Regions from separate parts of the Homo sapiens genome. Here region 2 is linked to region 1. The links are chromatin loops, found by intact Hi-C in ENCODE. Cell type or tissue: endothelial cell of umbilical vein. All regions are shown on one strand. Each heading gives the region's core, and the rest is flanking DNA. Links, peaks and the distances in the headings are about the cores only.

Region 1 (8,019 bases), core at 1,926-5,925:
CAAATCACTGTAGAATAATACAAAAATCACTGTAGATAATGCAGACAAGCACAAAAATATTAATAAACAAAGGAAAAATCACCTCCATTACTGTCCCCACCCTCGATGTTTTGTGTCTGGCTTCTTTCATGGCCCAACATTCCCTCTAGGTGAAGGGATGAGGCCCCAGAAGCACACAGGAGGCAGTGGGGTCAGGCAGTGAGGGATCAGCAAGGGAGCAGTGACCGCAAGTGTAAGAGATGCCATGGTGTCCATCCCAGACACTCTGGCCAGTGCAGCCATTCCCAGCTGCAATGTCTGTTGGCTGCAGCTAGAGGTTCTCAGCACCCTGTTCTCCAGAGATTTATCCTCAGCCTAATGAGAGCTACCCTCTCCCCAGGAAGTTACACCCATACTAGGGACTGAACTTCCCCCATCCCCAACTGCCAAAAAAAAAAAAATCCCTGGGTAGGCCGGGCACAGTGGCTCATGCCTGTAATCCCAGCACTTTAGGAGGCCGAGCGGGCGGATCACGAGGTCAGGAGATCGAGACCATCCCGGCTAACACGGTGAAACCCCATCTCTACTAAAAATACAAAAAATTAGCCGGGCGTGGTGGCAGGTGCCTGTAGTCCCAGCTACTCGGGAGGCTGAGGCAGGAGAATGGCGTGAACCCGGGAGGCGGCGGAGCTTGCAGTGAGCCGAGATCGTGCCGTTGCACTCTAGCCTGGGAGACAGAGCAAGACTCTGTCTCAAAAAAAAAAAAAAAAATCCCTGGGTTGAAGCCCTACCCCTCAATGTGACAATATTTGAACATGGAACCATTGGGAGGTAATTATGTTTAGCTGAGGTCATGAGGGTGGAGTCCTCACAATGGAATAAGAAGAGACGCTGGAGAGCTTGCTCTCTCCTCTTTGCACGTAACACAGTGAGAAGGCAACCATCTACAAGCCAGGAAGACAGCCCTCACAGGGGGCAGCTTGATCTTGGACTTCCCAGCCTGTAGAACTTTGAAAAATAAATTTCTGTTGTTTAAGCCACCCAGTCTGTGCTATTTTGTTATGGTAGCGCAAGCAGACTAATATAGCCCACTCCCTAGGATGACTGCCGGGAGCCAGACAGCCTAAAACCAGTGACTGACTGATATGAGAATCAAAAGGTTAACCTCCTTGCCTCAAGATGGAACCAGCTCTGCAGTATGATTCATGCTCCAGAGCTGCCTATGGGATCAGGCAAATCTTGCTTGGTTTAGACACCATCCCTGCTTAGAGCCTTCCTTGTGCCATCCTGCCTCCCTCAGTCCCCTTTCTCCTGCAAGTACGCTGTAAATCACATGCACCTGAGTCTCAGTGTTAGCTAGCTGTGGCAGGAAGGCCAGCAGCAGGTGATGGGCAAGGGGAACAGTGTCAGGAAGGTCCCACAAAAGGCAACATGAGGGTCCAGGCAGAAGTCCCAGTAGGGGTCACACAGTAAGTGGTGGAGCTGAGCTTTGAACACACATAGTGTGGGGTCAGTCTACAACCATAAACACTACACAATACTACCTCTTTCTAAGAAAGCTGAATGTTTGCCTTGATCGAGGATCTCTAGACCCAGCTCTGACACAATTCTGATATGTACCAGGACAAGGCAGAACTGCAGAAACTACAGACACAAGCTAATTACACTCAACTCAACCTCAACTAGAGTGTAGACATCAAGGAGATGGGAGGGGGAGGTGGAGCCGTGTTTCAGTAATTTAATTTGGTGCCATTTCCTAGCACAAGTTTAGGTTGTGTGCACCCTACAGATGCCAACATCTGCTCGCTCTACTGCAGCTGTTCCAAAAGGATGATCTGGGAACTTCTGGGGACCCTCAAGGCCACTGCAGGTGATCCACAAGGTGAAAATACTTTCACAGTTGTGGTAAGCTGAATAATGGCCCCCAAATACTGTTCTTTTTATGGAAAAAGACAAACTTTTGTGATTAACAAATGATGTAGCAGATGTGATCAATTTAAGGATTTTAGGAATAGGAGATTATCCTGAATTATGATAAAATCACAAGGGTCCCTATGATCGAGAGAGACAGAGGGAGACAGAAGCACAGCTGAGGAGAAGGCAAGGTGATGACAGAAGCAGAGATTGGAATGATAAGCTTTGAAGATAAAGGAAGGAGCCACAAGCCAAAGAATACACACCGCCACTCAAAGCTGAGAAAGGCAAGGAAGTGCCTTCTCCCCCTCAGAGCCTCCACAAAGAACCAGCCCTGCTAACACCTTGATTTTAGCCCCATTAGACTCATTTAGAACTTCTGATCTTCAGAATTGCAAGAGAAAAAATTTGTATTGCTTTAAGCCCTAAATTGGTGGTAACTTGCTACAGCAGCAACAGGAAACTAATACAATAATTAAGACATAATGTGCCTTGTTCATACTCATTCCCTCACACTCACACAGGGAGTTTTCCAGAAGCCATATGACATGTGATATTGCAACAGACTGAATACAGATGTAAGAAGCCAGCTGTCTTCTGTGGAGACAAGACATTAAGAAGGAGATTTACAAAAATGTACAAGTTTTTGTTTTGGAAAATATACTTTAAAAATACAACATGTAATAGATTTACTGATATATTTATTTATTTATTTTTGAGACAGAGTTTCACTCTTGTCACCGAGGCCAGAGTTCAATGGCACGATCTCGGCTCGCTGTAACATCTGCCTCCCACGATCAAGCGATTCTCCTGCCTCAGCCTCCCAAGTAGCTGGGATTACAGGCGTGCGCCACTACGCCCAGCTAATTTTGTATTTTTAGTAGAGATGGGGTTTCACCATGTTGGCCAGGCTGGTCTTGAACTCCTGAAGTCAGGTGATCTGACCGCCTCGGCCTCCCAAAGTGCTGGGATTACAGGTTTGAGCCACTCTACCCAGCAAATTTATTGATTTTTTTTTTTTTTTTTTTTTTTGAGACGGAGTCTGGCTCTGTCGCCCAGGATGGAGTGCAGTGGCGTAATCTCGGCTCACTGCAAGCTCCACCTCCCGGGTTCACGCTATTCTCCTGCCTCACCCTCCGGAGTAGCTGGGACTACAGGTGCCCACCACCACACCCGGCTAATCTGTTGTATTTTTAATAGAGATGGGGTTTCACCCTGTTAGCCAGGATGGTCTCGATCTCCTGACCTCGTGATCTGCCCACCTCGGCCTCCCAAAGTGCTGGGATTACAGGCATGAGCCACCGCACCCGGCCAATATTTTTAAATAAATACATATTTTATTTTTTTATCAGTTTTAAGTTCTACCATACTGTATTGACAGCTACAGCCTACATAAACAGAAGAAGCTCTTTAGGGTCCTCAGCAATGTTTAAGCATGTTGTGATACTACAATGTTTGAGAACAGGTCTGTAAGAAGCTGAAGGGGCAAGGAAAGAGAAAGTGAACCTTAGTGCCCGGCGGGGTGTGCGCTGTGGCCACGGAGTAAATGGCATAGATAATAAAGAAGATGAAATGAATGACAACGAAGAGGTTTGTTCGAAGACTTCAGCCATCCCATTAAATCTGACCCCTAGCCAGCCAGAACGGGAAGTTTTGTTATGTTTATCAACAGTCCTCTATGTTTCACTTTCTATTTCCCTTCTTACACAATCCCTGTTCACTTCTAAGCTGACAATGCAGAGAAGATAAATAGGAAGTGAGCAATAAAGAAAACAGAAACAGGGTGGAATGATAAGAAATGAAAAGAAATCATAAGGAACAGAGTCCCATGTACTGAAAAAGAAAAGATGAGGTGAAAATGCAAACACTTACCCCCACTGGTATAACTGCAGGAGAATCTGGATGGCTTCATCGTACTTTCTGATGGCCAAAGAGAAGTTCCCATTCTTAAGAACCTGGTTGCCGGATTCTTTCAGCAGCTCAGCGTAAGCTGTCAGGTCCATCCTGTGAGGAGACGGGGGAGACGCTTGCTGCCAGACCCGTGCAGGGCATGTTCACCTTCCGGTCTGCATTGCTGAAATCTGGAGAAGGAGTTCGCTCACTATGGCCCCACCCACCTTCAAAGGGCACATCTTGGCAACACCTCTCACCACCAGGAAACCAGGCAGAGTGTCTGACAAGACTATTTCTTTGTCAGTTCTTTTCTGTTCTCAAGGGTGGCCAGACCAATTCCATTTATTCAGCATTAATGATCTGGAGGAGGCTGCTTCCATGCATGAGACAACATAAACCTGGCAGGTAGTGAGTGCTATCCCTGTAACTGGCATTATTATTAATCTCATTTACCCATCATCACAGCCCACAGGAAGGCATTGTCCCCACTGTTCAGATGAGGAAACTGAGGCTCAGAGGTTCAAGTCACTTGCCTAAAAATCTGCTGATGGCATTTCCCATTTCTGACCCCAGATCTGACCAATTTCTAGTTTCTGCTCTTGACCACTGTACCACATCACGTATTGGTAAAAACTCAGCTGATAGTACTTCCACTCTCTTAGCAGATGGAACAGGGAGGGCAGGTGAAGGCCTCAGTATGCAAGTGGCTAGGACACAGAGACACAACCACTGTCTCTCCTGTCCCCCTCCTTTCTTAAAACACTATAAAATAAGCCTTGAAATATTTGTCCCTGAGACAGCCATTGCCTGCCTACTTGTCTGTGTCCCCCAAGGGTATTTGCCTCTTTCAGGTCAAACCCCTATTTTGTTAAGTTTTGTAGCCGTATGGCCTTGAACATAAGGGGTACTTAAATATCTGTGGTGTAACAATTGAATGCCAGACCCAGAGAAGACGCACATTACTGATTTTCTCCAGTGTGGCCTGGGTGGTTGGAGAGAACTGCCTGGCAGCCCTGACCACATGGGGGGCCTTGGTAAGTGTGCTGAACAAAGGCAGGAGAGGAGAGCACCCAGGAAGATCTTAAGAAGCAGCTGCCAAGGAGACAGGGAAAAGGTGGGGGTCAGAGAAGAGGTCCTTTAGTATTGCTTCCTCTCAAGATGGCAGAGGGAAAGGCAAATTGGTAGGGTAGGGTAGGTCTTAAATATGTGGACAGTTTCAGGTGTTCACAGATGACATGTACCTATGGGGTCATAAAATTTCTTAGGTGTCTTGATGACCAACACAATTCTTGGAGAGACAGTAATTATTAATTTTATCATTTTAAATCCAAGTAAGGGGTCAGAGGGGGAAACAGACCCAAGCACACATAAGTGGTGATTTATTTTAAACAATTTGACTTCTTGGGAATGGGGTTTTTGAACTGTACTCCACTTCTTAAGCAGAGCTTTAACAGAATGAGACACATGACTCTTAAGTCAGAATACTGAACTCTACCTATGCTTTTCATGTAGTAATCTCTAAATTATATGACTACTATTTACACAGAGATGACTAAGAAGAACATGAAAAAATGTAAAGAGCTATGTACTAGGGAATAAAGTATGCTTTTCTTTCAAATATTGTCGGCCATTTGTCCAATAAATATTCTTTAAGCTGGCCATGGTCAAACAACTGAAACAAGAAAATTGTTGCAATAACTGACAAAGAGTTCATATCCCTCCGTTATAAATAGCTTTCCACTGCAAGAAAAGACCAACATTCTCACCAAAATGTATAAGGGTCCTAAGAAACAATTCACAAAGAAACACCAAGTAATTGCTACTAAATATATGAAAAGTGGGTAAATAGGATCACCCTCACTAGTGCATAAGTAAATCAAAAATTGAACAACAAAATATCATTGGAAAATAATTAAAAGAATGACACGAAATGTTGGGGACACTGCTTACAGAGGAAATAGAATACATCATAAATAGGTTTAGCCTCATGGATGTTCACCACCTCGAAAACTTGGAAATAACTCTAAATGTTCCATAATATATAATGGGTTTAAATCAGTTATAGAAGATCCGTATGTTAGAACAACACACAGTTATTTTTAAAATCATGTTGTGGCTGGGCACAGTGGCTCACACCTGTAATCCCAGCACTTTGGGAGGCTGAGGCGGGCAGACCACCTGAGGTCAGGAGTTCGAGTCCAGCCTGGCCAACATGATGAAACGCCATGTCTTCTAAAAATACAAAAATCAGACAGGTGCGGTGGCACGCACCTGTAATCCCAGCTACTCGGGAGGCTGAGGCAGGAGAATCGCTTGAACCCAGGAGGGAGAGGTTGCAGTGAGCCAAGATCACACCACTACACTCCAGCCTGGGTGACAGAGTGAGACTCTATCTCCAAAAAATAAAATAAAATAAAATAAAATCATGTTGCAAAAGACCCAGTGCGCTGGCTCATGCCTGTAATCCCAGCACTTTAGGAGGCTGATCAGCTGAGGCGGGCGGATCACCTGAGGCCAGGAGTTCGAGACCAGCCCGGCCAACATGGTGAAACCCCGTCTTTACTAAAACTGCAGAAATTAGCCAGGCATAGTGGTGAGCACCTGTAATCGCAGCTTCTTGGGAGACTGAGGCAGGAGAATTGCTTGAACCCGGAAGGCAGAGGTTGCAGTGAGCCAAGATCACGCCACTGCACTCCAGCCTGGGTGACAAGCGCTAACTCCATCTGGAAAAAAAAAAATCGTGTTGTAAAAGAACATTTAATGACAGAGCAAGTTAGTAAATGAAAAATACAGGCCTATACGGTTGAAAAGGCATATTGTAAAAGAACATTTAATGACAGAGCAAGTTAGTAAATGAAAAATATAGGCCTATAAGGTTGAAAAGGCATATAATCCCAAATTGTTTTAAATACATAAAATGTATTGAAAATATGCCAAAATGTTAAAAGCCACGCCTTTGGGATTTGACAGAATTTTAATTTTCTTCCTTGATTTTCTGAATTTCCAATCACTCTACGATGTACCCTCTTACTAATCAGACCATAAATGTTATCAAACAGACTCTTTAAGGGTTTAACTGAAGAATTCAAACACAAGGTATTTCCATTGTATTTACAAATACAAAAAAAAAACTCTTCATTTCAATATTATTTTTCATAGTTCTCTAGAAACCAAGTCAGCTCTTAATGTTATGTGAGCAACAACAAATGTATTCACCCACCTATGTTTCTGCTTTTTATTGATACAATCACATCAAAGGTGAAAGAAGGAATGCCAACCATACAGAAGGCTTTTTTCTTCCTAATAGGATTCATTGAGAGTTACATTCTCATTACACGGAAGAATGCTTTATATCTCTACAATAGAATACAGATGGCTCCGTTGTTGGGTCTTTAAAAAAAAGAAAAAACTGACCAACTGATGATTTATTTATAAGATGAAATTATTAAATAAAAGTGGTAATAATTTACCATAATGACAATATTCTTCATAGCTAATATCTGCTAAGTACCTACTATGTGCTTTACATCATTGTGTCTTTTCATTCTTATAAGAAGCCTCGGCCAGGCACAGTGGCTCACGCCTGTAAACCCAACATTTTGGGAGGCCGAAGCAGGCAGATTAGCTGAGGTCAGGAGTTCGAGACCAGCCTGGCCAACATGGTGAAACCCCCATCTCTACTAAAAATATACAAAAATTAGCCAGGCATGGTAGTGCATGCCTATAGCCCCAGCTACTCAGGAAGCTGAGGCACGAGAATCACTTAAGCCCAGGAGATGCAGGTTGTAGTGAGCTGAGATCAAGCCACTGCATTCCAGCCTGGGCAACAGAGTGAGACTCTGTCAAAAAAAAAAAAAAGTGCTATAAGGTCAGCGTGACTCTATCTCTATTTTGCACATAAGGAAAGTGAAGCAAAGACAGGTTAAGCCACTTACCACTTGCCACAGTCACACTGAAATTGGTAATGTGAGAATTCCAACCTAGGTGGCCTCACTTTAAGAGCCAAACTACACTCTGAAGGGCCAAGACAGAGGCTAAAAGATCAGCACCCAGTAAAATCACTAGGGTATCTTATATTTTGGCTGGCACTGAGCACTCTACCCTGCACTTTCAGTTTCGTTAATGGTGTAAAAGCTACAAAATACTTAAGGACAATTGCACAGCTGCCTGGCTGGCTTTCAGAAATTTTCACTATGTCTCTATGAGAATTCAAACTCTAGTTGTTGGAAGCTG
Region 2 (8,019 bases), core at 2,151-6,150, 280 kb after region 1:
GTGACAGAGCAAGATCCTACCTCAAAAAAAAAAAAAAAAAAAAAAAAAAAGAATGCTGTGGTTTGTTGGTTAGTGTGCAAAATCTCACTTATGGCTAATTCTGGTTCTACATGGATTCTCCTACCCAGGGCACTCACCCTTTACTCCACCAGAGAATAAACAGGGAAAAAATGAAGGCTAAATTACTTTGTTCAATCTTAGTCTTGAGGAAAGGTTGATGAAAGGGGAAAATTTGGGACTTTGTGTAGGTATCAATTATGTTATGAGCACCTAATCACTGATTATCAAGTGACGGTTTTTCTGCATTATGTACTTACTATAAATGAGTAAAAAACATCCTTCATATTATAGCTTATTTAACAAACTATTATTTATCTGCTGTGTATCAGCAGATAAATCAAGCACCCAATTAGGTACTTGACACAGGGACAAAACAATCTCTGCTCTTAAGGAGCTAGAATTCCAGAGTTTCTGTTGATATATATTTTTTTAATGTTAAGCTCTCACTATGTGCTAGATAATTTGCAAATGCTAGACATCCGACGGGAAGCAAAAACAAAAATGTTTCTTTTTCTTATGAAACTGGTAAGTTAGACAATCTCACAAAAGTACCTTTAAAATCTAACAGGTATTACAAAGGGTAGGTATGTGCTGCCATGAGGGCATAAAAGCATTGGGACTTGACCTAACCTGAGGTATCAGAAATGCCTTCTCCTGGGAATAGATGTTTCAAGCCGAGATTTAAAAGTGCCTCAGAGTATAAACTACATGCAGAGGTGGGGGAAAGCAAGAAAGCACAAATAGACCTCATGATAGAAGCAACAGAGTCCCAGGGACTGAAATGAGAGAATGTGAGATGAGTCTGGAGAGTTAAGGGTCCACCATTCAGGGTCTTAGAGGCTGTGGTAAAGATTCTAATCTTTGTTCCGAAATCTGCAAACCAATCGAGTTTTTAGTGAGAGCAACATGATCAGATTTGTATTTTCAAAAGACCACTCTGACTTCAATGTTAAGAATTCATTCATGCATAGTGTCATGCACCTGTGGTCCCAGCTACTCGGGAGGCTGAGGCACAAGAATCGCTTGAACCGGGGAGGCGTAGGCTGCAGTGAGTCGAGATCATGGCACTGCACTCCAGCCTGGGCCACAGAGTAAGACTTTGCTTCAAAAAAGAAAAATTTTTTAAAAAGAATTCATTTTTGGCCAGGTGTGGTAGCTCACAACTGTAAGCCCAGCACTTTGGGAGGCCAAGGTGAGAGGATTGCTTGCGCCCAGGAGTTTGAGACCAGCCTAAGCAATATAGTGGGACCCCATCTCTACAAAATATAAAAAAATGAAAACATTAGCCAAGTGTGGTGGTGCGCACCTGTAGTCTCAGCTACTCATTCTTTAAATAAATGCATCCTGAAGGCCTGCTATAGACCAAATCCTACTCTGCACACAGAGCACACGGCAGTGGACAACAGACAAATTCCCTATCTGTGAGGATCTTACATACAATATACAAATCATAAATAAGATAATAGTGCTGTAAGAATATTGGAACAGGGTGAGAATGAAAGGGTAGGGTGGAGTTGCTATTTTATAAGCTTGAATCCTATGAAATTACTGATTTTTAAAAATAATTTTTGACCTGAGAATGACATTACACCTTAGGTTTGAATGGTTCAATCCAGTTGTGTGACATTAGGGTCATATGGTTCAACTTAATACTTGGAAGAGTCAGAACTAATGAGGTGATCGAAAGAAAGAGAAGCAAGCCATGTAAATACCTGGGAGAAGAGCATTTGAAGCAAAGGAACAGCAAGTGCAAAGGCCCTAAAACAAAAATGTGCCTGCCATGTTTAAGGAGCAGTAACAAGGCTGAAGAGTAAAGGACAAGTGGGAAGAATGGTAACAGAGGCCAGATCATACTGGTGACCATGGTAACAAATTGGCTTTTCTCCTTTTTTTTTTCCCCCTTAAGACAGGGTCTCACTTTGTCACTCAGGCTGGAGTGCAATGGCGTGCTCATAGCTCACTGCAGTCCTGAACTTCTGGGCTCAAGTGATCTTCCTGCCTTAGCTTCCTTAGTAACTGGGACTACAGGCATCCAGCACCACGCCCAGCTAAGTTTTTTTTTTTAAGAGATGGTATTTCATTATGTTGCCCAGGCTGGTCTTAAACTCCCGCCCGCAAGTGATCCTCCCACCTCAGCCTCCTAAAGTCTTCCAAAATGCTGGGATTACAGACGTGAGCTATCACGCCCAGCCTGGTTTTTCCTCTTTGAGTAAGCTAAGCCGTGGGAGGGTTTTGAGCAGAGGAACTACACATCTGCCATTATTTAAAGGAGTATTCTGTTAATGGTAGAATATAAGTGGTGGATGCAGAAGTGATTGCTGTAAAATTCTTTCAACTTTGCTGTGTGTTTGAAATTTTTCCTAATAAAATAATAGTTTAAACTGGTTATTGTGAATAGACTTTAGGGGAGCAAAGGTGAGAGCAGGAAGACCAGTTAGGCTATAACAATAATTCAGGTAGCAGTGGAAGTGGTAGGAAGTGGTTGGGAGCAGATGTGGTGTTTGAATTACAAGTCAGTAATTCAGAGGAAATACCAGGTAGGAAATACAAATGTATGAATCCACCTAAAGATTAGGAAAACAAGGACAAATGTCTTGAGAATTAAAAGAAAATGCTCAGAAGTGTACCCTAAAGCCTCTTACTCATGCTTTTGTTCTAGGCTGGTTTTGGTTGTAGATAGTTATCAGTTATTATATACTGCCATTCAGATTATTTATATGTATTACTGTCCACAACTCACTTGTGTTCTAAAGGGTTTTTTTTAATAATGTTCTTGTCTTCCCAAGCAGATTACATGCTTTTTGAGAAAAGATCTATTTTTTTGTATACACCCCGCAATGCCATATTCCTAGAAGGCATTTTCAATGTTCACAGAATAAAAATATTTGAATACAGAGCTTTTCATGTCTTTTGTTTTTATAAAACATCAATTTTCTTATAAATGTTTAATTTAGACACTTCTGAAAATGAAGGTAGAGTTAGAATTTTCAATCTGTTGCAACTTATGCCCATTTCAGGTCAGACAAATAAAGAGAGAGCCTTCTGGGGGGTAAAAAAAAAAAAAAAAAAAGGCCCAGGTTTGTGCCTGTAGTAGTAATGTCAGCTACCTCAGGAAGCTTGAGCCCAGGAGTCCAAGGCTTATATGGCACCACAATTGTGCCTGTGAATAGCCACTGCACTCCAGCCTGGGCAACACAGCAAGATCCTGTTTCTTTTAAAAACAAAACAAAACAAAAAAAACCCCAATCAGCTTTTCTCCATATTGGCTTATACTCAGACTTCATCATGTGGCAACAAGACAGTTCTCAAAAACTTTAGTTCTATATTCACTCCAGTCCAAGTCCAGCAAGAGATCCCTTCCAGTAGCTCCTAGATTCACTGAACCAATTACCTTGCTACAGTAATTTGTTAAAGGATAGAGAGTTACCTTCCCATCCTTTAACAAATTACTGTAGCAAGGAAAACTCTTGTGCTATGATTAGCCAAATTTGAGTCATATGCTTTACCTCTGGTCCACCCAAAGATCATGGACTATAGGAGAGGAGTGGTTCCCGGAAGAACAAAATGGAGTACTGTCACCAAAATATAGAAATGGATACTGATGGTGAAAACACAATGCTTACTACACCAACTAACTCAAAGGCCTATGCATTGTTTCTTCCTTAAGCTTTTGAAAGAAGTTAGTCACTGCCATGGCACTCACTTTGAATCTCTTCCAATTCCACACACAATACTGCATTTTTTCCCCTGAATCATCAGGCAGTCATATATTCAGTTGCCATTGAAAAGTAAATGCATGATTATGAAAGTTAACCAGCTGGAAGGGTCAGTATTTCAGTACATCACTTTTCAGGACACTCCCAACTGGTATTGCAGGTAGTTTCTTGTCCTTAAAATTCTTTCCTGTTGTCAAGCTACCTGAAACGTATTTGTCCTCGATACCCTAGGGGCAGGGTGGCTGATAACTAAGGTGCCTGGGAAACACTTCAGAAGCAAGTGACAATGAATTGGCTTAAGAAGCCAATTCATCTTTTAGATGGATATTTATACTGTAGAATCTTGAAAGGAAAATTTATCTACAGATATGTCTGTTTTCAGTTTCTTTTCCTTTTTGCACTAACAAGTTATTTTCCCCACATGACGTTTAATCTACCTTACAAAACATTTTTAACATTTTAGTTCAAAATTTGCTTCAGAAAATGGATGACTTTGGTGTGAAACGATTGTTGACTCTATTATTCTAGAATTTGGGATGGCGCCTCTAGTTTGCTGCTTCCTTGGACACCAAACATAACATTCTCTGTTCTAGGACGTGCTTCAAGTCGGTCATGAGACTGGCAGAAAATCAAACCAAACTAAATGAATGGTTGTTGAAGTTAATCTCCCATCCTGGAGCTGTGCATGCCATGGAGTAGCCAGCTTTTAACAGGCACAATCCTGATCAAAATCACTGCTCTGTGGTCCTGCTCATCAGAATATTATGGAAACTAGATTTAGGCCTGGTTTCCTTAAAAATAGATGTGATAATGAAATAATCATGTATTATAGCCATTACAATTTCTATTGTAGGAGAAAGTGGATAATGTTTTAACGTAAAACAGTAGGTTACTAAACAATATGTTCTAGATGAACATTTAACATTTTTGTTTTAATTAGCCAGGCATGTGTGATGACCTACGCCTGTAGTCCTAGCTACTCAGGAGGCTGAGACGGCAGGATTTGCTTGAGCCCAGGATTTCAAGGTTACAGTGAGCTTTGATCACATCACTGCACTCCAGCCTGGGTGACAGAGCAAGACCCCGTCTCACAAATAATAATACAAATACAGAAAAAATACTAGAAAACACACCCAAATGTTAAGTTTAAGGAATGGAACTATCAGTTATTTTATTTTATTTTTATTTTCAAAAATACTCAAACGTGAAATATACCACATCTGCGGCCGGGCACGGTGGCTCACGCCTGTAATCCCAGCACTTTCGGAGACTGAGCCGGGCAGATCACCCAAGTTAAGGAGTTTGAGACTAGCCTGGCCAACATGGTGAAACGCCGTTTCTACTAAAAATACAAAATTAGCCAGGCGTAGTGGTGCACGCCGGTAATCCCAGCTACTTGGGAGGCTGAGACAGGAGAATCATTTGAACCAAGGAGGCAGAGGTTGCAGTGAGCCGAGATCGAGCCATTGTACTCCAGCCTGGGCGACAAGAACGAAAGTCTGTCTCCAAAAAAAAAAAAAATTGTCTGTTACTGCTATGGTCTGAATGTTGTGTCCTGCCAAAACTCATATGTTGAACTCCTAACCCCCAAGGTGATGGTATTAGAAGGTGGGGCCTTCCTGAGGTGATTAGGCCATGACAGCAGAGCACTCATGAACAGGATTAGTGCCCTTATAAAACAGGCCTAAGAGACACCCCTCCCTGGTCCATAATGTGATAGTAGAATGAGAAAACAGCTGTCTATGAGGAAGCAGATCCTCACCAGACACTGAATCTGCTGGCACCTTGATCTTGGCCTTCTCAGCCTTCAGAATTTTGAGAAATAAATTTCAGTTGTTTATAAGCCACAAAAGCTATATTTTGTTATAGCAGTCCAAATGGACTAAGACAAATACCAATATGACAGAATCAAAATAAAAAACTAAAAATTAAATCTAGGCTGGGCTGTAATCCTGTAATTCCAATGATTTGGGAGGCCAAAGTGGGAGGATCACTTGAACCCAGGAATTTGAGATCAGCCTGGGCAACATAAGGAGACCTCGTTTTTACAAAAAAATGTTTAAAAATTATGCGCGTATGGTGGCACGTGCCTGTAGTTCTAGCTACCTGGGAGGCTGAGGCAGGAGGATCACTAGAGCTAAGGAATTTGAGATTACAGTAAGCTATGATCGTGTCACTCCAGCCTGAGTGACTAAGCAAGACCCTGTCTCAAAAAAAAAAGTCTAATTATGCTTCTTACTGCTCAAAACCATGGTAGATTTCTCTCTTGTCTTGCATACATTTTATTTTATTTTATTTTATTTTTTTTGAGACGGAGTCGCTCTGTCGCCCAGGCTGGAGTGCAGTGGCGCGATCTCGGCTCGCTGCAACCTCTGCCTCCCGGGTTCACGCCATTCTCCTGCCTCAGCTTCCCGAGTAGCTGGGACTACAGGTGCTTGTCACCACACCTGGCTAATTTTATTTTGTATTTTTAGTAGAGACGGGGTTTCACCATGTTACGCAGGATGGTCTCTATCTCCTGACCTCATGATCCTCCCCCCTCGACCTTCCAAAGTGCTGGGATTACAGGCGTGAGCCACGGCGCCCAGCCTTTGCATACATCATTTATTCTTCCATTTAAAAAAAAAAAAGCATGTACAGGGCTGGGTGTGGTGGCTCACCCCTGTAATCCCAGCACTTTGGGAAGCTGAGGCGGGCAGATCACCTGAGGCCAGGAGTTTGAGACCAGCCTGATCAACAGGCTGTAGTAGAAACCCCGTCTCTACTACAAATACAAAATTAGCCAGGTGTGGTGCATGCCCATAATTCCAGCTACTCGGGAGGCTGAGGCAGGAGAATCGCTTGAACCCAGGAGGCAGAGGTTGCATTGAGCCGAGATTGCGCCATTGCACTCCAGCCTGGGCAACAAGAGCAAAACTCCATCTTAAAAAAAAAACAACAGCATGTACAGATTGTACAGATGCTAGGAGTAAAATAAGTATACAGATACAGATGTGGTTACTGTTCCCCCAGAACTAACTGTCTAGAGGAGATATAACAAGTAAGCTAACAGAAACAATCCAGTATGTCACAGTCAATAACAGGGTTTCATGCATCCTCCATCAAAATACCTAAACCTTCTTTTACACATCAAATGCTGGCTTTGATAGCTAAGCTACCAAGCAAGTGAAACTCACACGCAGTGGTAGTGACTGTCAGTCATTGCTTCAGTTTAAGCAGCATCCCTGTGGTTGTCCACATGGTATGGGAGTGTTCAGTTATTTGAGTAGTGTTCAATTATTGGAATATTTATTTGCTCTTATTTTATGAAAATGCAGATGCAAATACTAGTTATAGGAAAAGTAGGTCTTATAAATGTAATCTGAATGACATAAAAATGGAAATCACTAGTAGGGGTGCCAGAGCAGTCAATCTTTAGCCTCAATCAGACACCAAAAATTCATTAAATAAAAGCCAGTAAACTGAGTAAAGGAAAAGGAGAAAATCAGAGAACAGGTAGAAAATCCTGGAAATATTGTTAAGTATGTTTAGAGATTTTGGTCTTACATTTTGGTTCTTCAGGAAAATATTTCTCTTTAAAGCAAAGGAAGTTTATTGTTCAATTTTTTTTTTTTTTTTTTTTTTTTTTGAGGCAGAGCCTTGCTCTGTCACCCAGGATGGAGTGCAAAGGCGCGATCTTACTGCAACTTCAGCCTCCTGGGTTCAATAGATTCTCCTTTCTCCTGCCTCAGCCTCCCAAGTAGCTGGGATTGCAGGTGTGCACCATCACACCCAGCTAATTTTTTTTTTTTTTTTTTAAGACGGAGTCTTGCTCTGTTGACCAGGCTGGAACACAGTGGCGCGATCTTGGCTCACTGCAAGCTCCACCTCCTGGGTTCCCGCCATTCTCCTGCCTCAGCCTCCTGAGTAGCTGGGACTAGGGGCGCCCACCACCACGCCCGGCTAATTTTTTTTTATTTTCAGTAGAGGCTGGGTTTCACCGTGTTAGCCAGGATGGTGTCTATCTCCTGACCTCGTGATCCACCCACCTCGGCCTCCCAAAGTGTTGGGATTACAGGCGTGAGCCACTGTGCCCAGCCAATACCCAGCTAATTTTTGTATTTTTAGTAGAGATGGGGTTTCATTATGTTGGCCAGGCTGGTCTTGAACTCCTGACCTCAGGTGATTCACGTGCCTCGGCCTCCCAAAATGCTGAGATTACAGATGTGAGCCACCATGCCTGGCCTATTGATAGATTTTTATT

Evidence for each region. A loop is a pair of places that touch in the nucleus more often than their neighbours do. Peaks named below come from ENCODE experiments on the same cell type or tissue, not always from the same donor. Only the 100,000 strongest peaks of a DNase experiment are listed, where the experiment ranks them.
Region 2: it touches region 1 in a loop (3-fold over the local background); 7 of 110 quality-filtered maps call a loop at or near these places.

What each region holds. Positions count from the first base shown.
Region 1 is chr3:36,904,558-36,912,576 of GRCh38, forward strand. It overlaps TRANK1 (tetratricopeptide repeat and ankyrin repeat containing 1), which reads right to left. Exons shown (of 24, transcript NM_001329998.2): 2 at 3,766-3,897. Among named protein-coding and RNA genes, the nearest start is that of TRANK1, 36 kb to the right of the region's middle. RefSeq lists enhancers at 3,337-3,386, 3,407-3,726, 3,737-3,886, 7,970-8,019 and a silencer at 6,056-6,224. In endothelial cell of umbilical vein, for the core only: no CTCF peak of the experiment used is centred there; DNase peaks (open chromatin) are centred at 2,324 and 3,774; H3K4me3 peaks cover 891 bases; H3K27ac peaks cover 1,432 bases.
Region 2 is chr3:37,179,779-37,187,797 of GRCh38, forward strand. All of the region lies in intron 1 of LOC105377642 (a long non-coding RNA gene), which reads left to right. Among named protein-coding and RNA genes, the nearest start is that of LRRFIP2, 9.2 kb to the left of the region's middle. In endothelial cell of umbilical vein, for the core only: no CTCF peak of the experiment used is centred there; a DNase peak (open chromatin) is centred at 3,793; H3K27ac peaks cover 1,192 bases.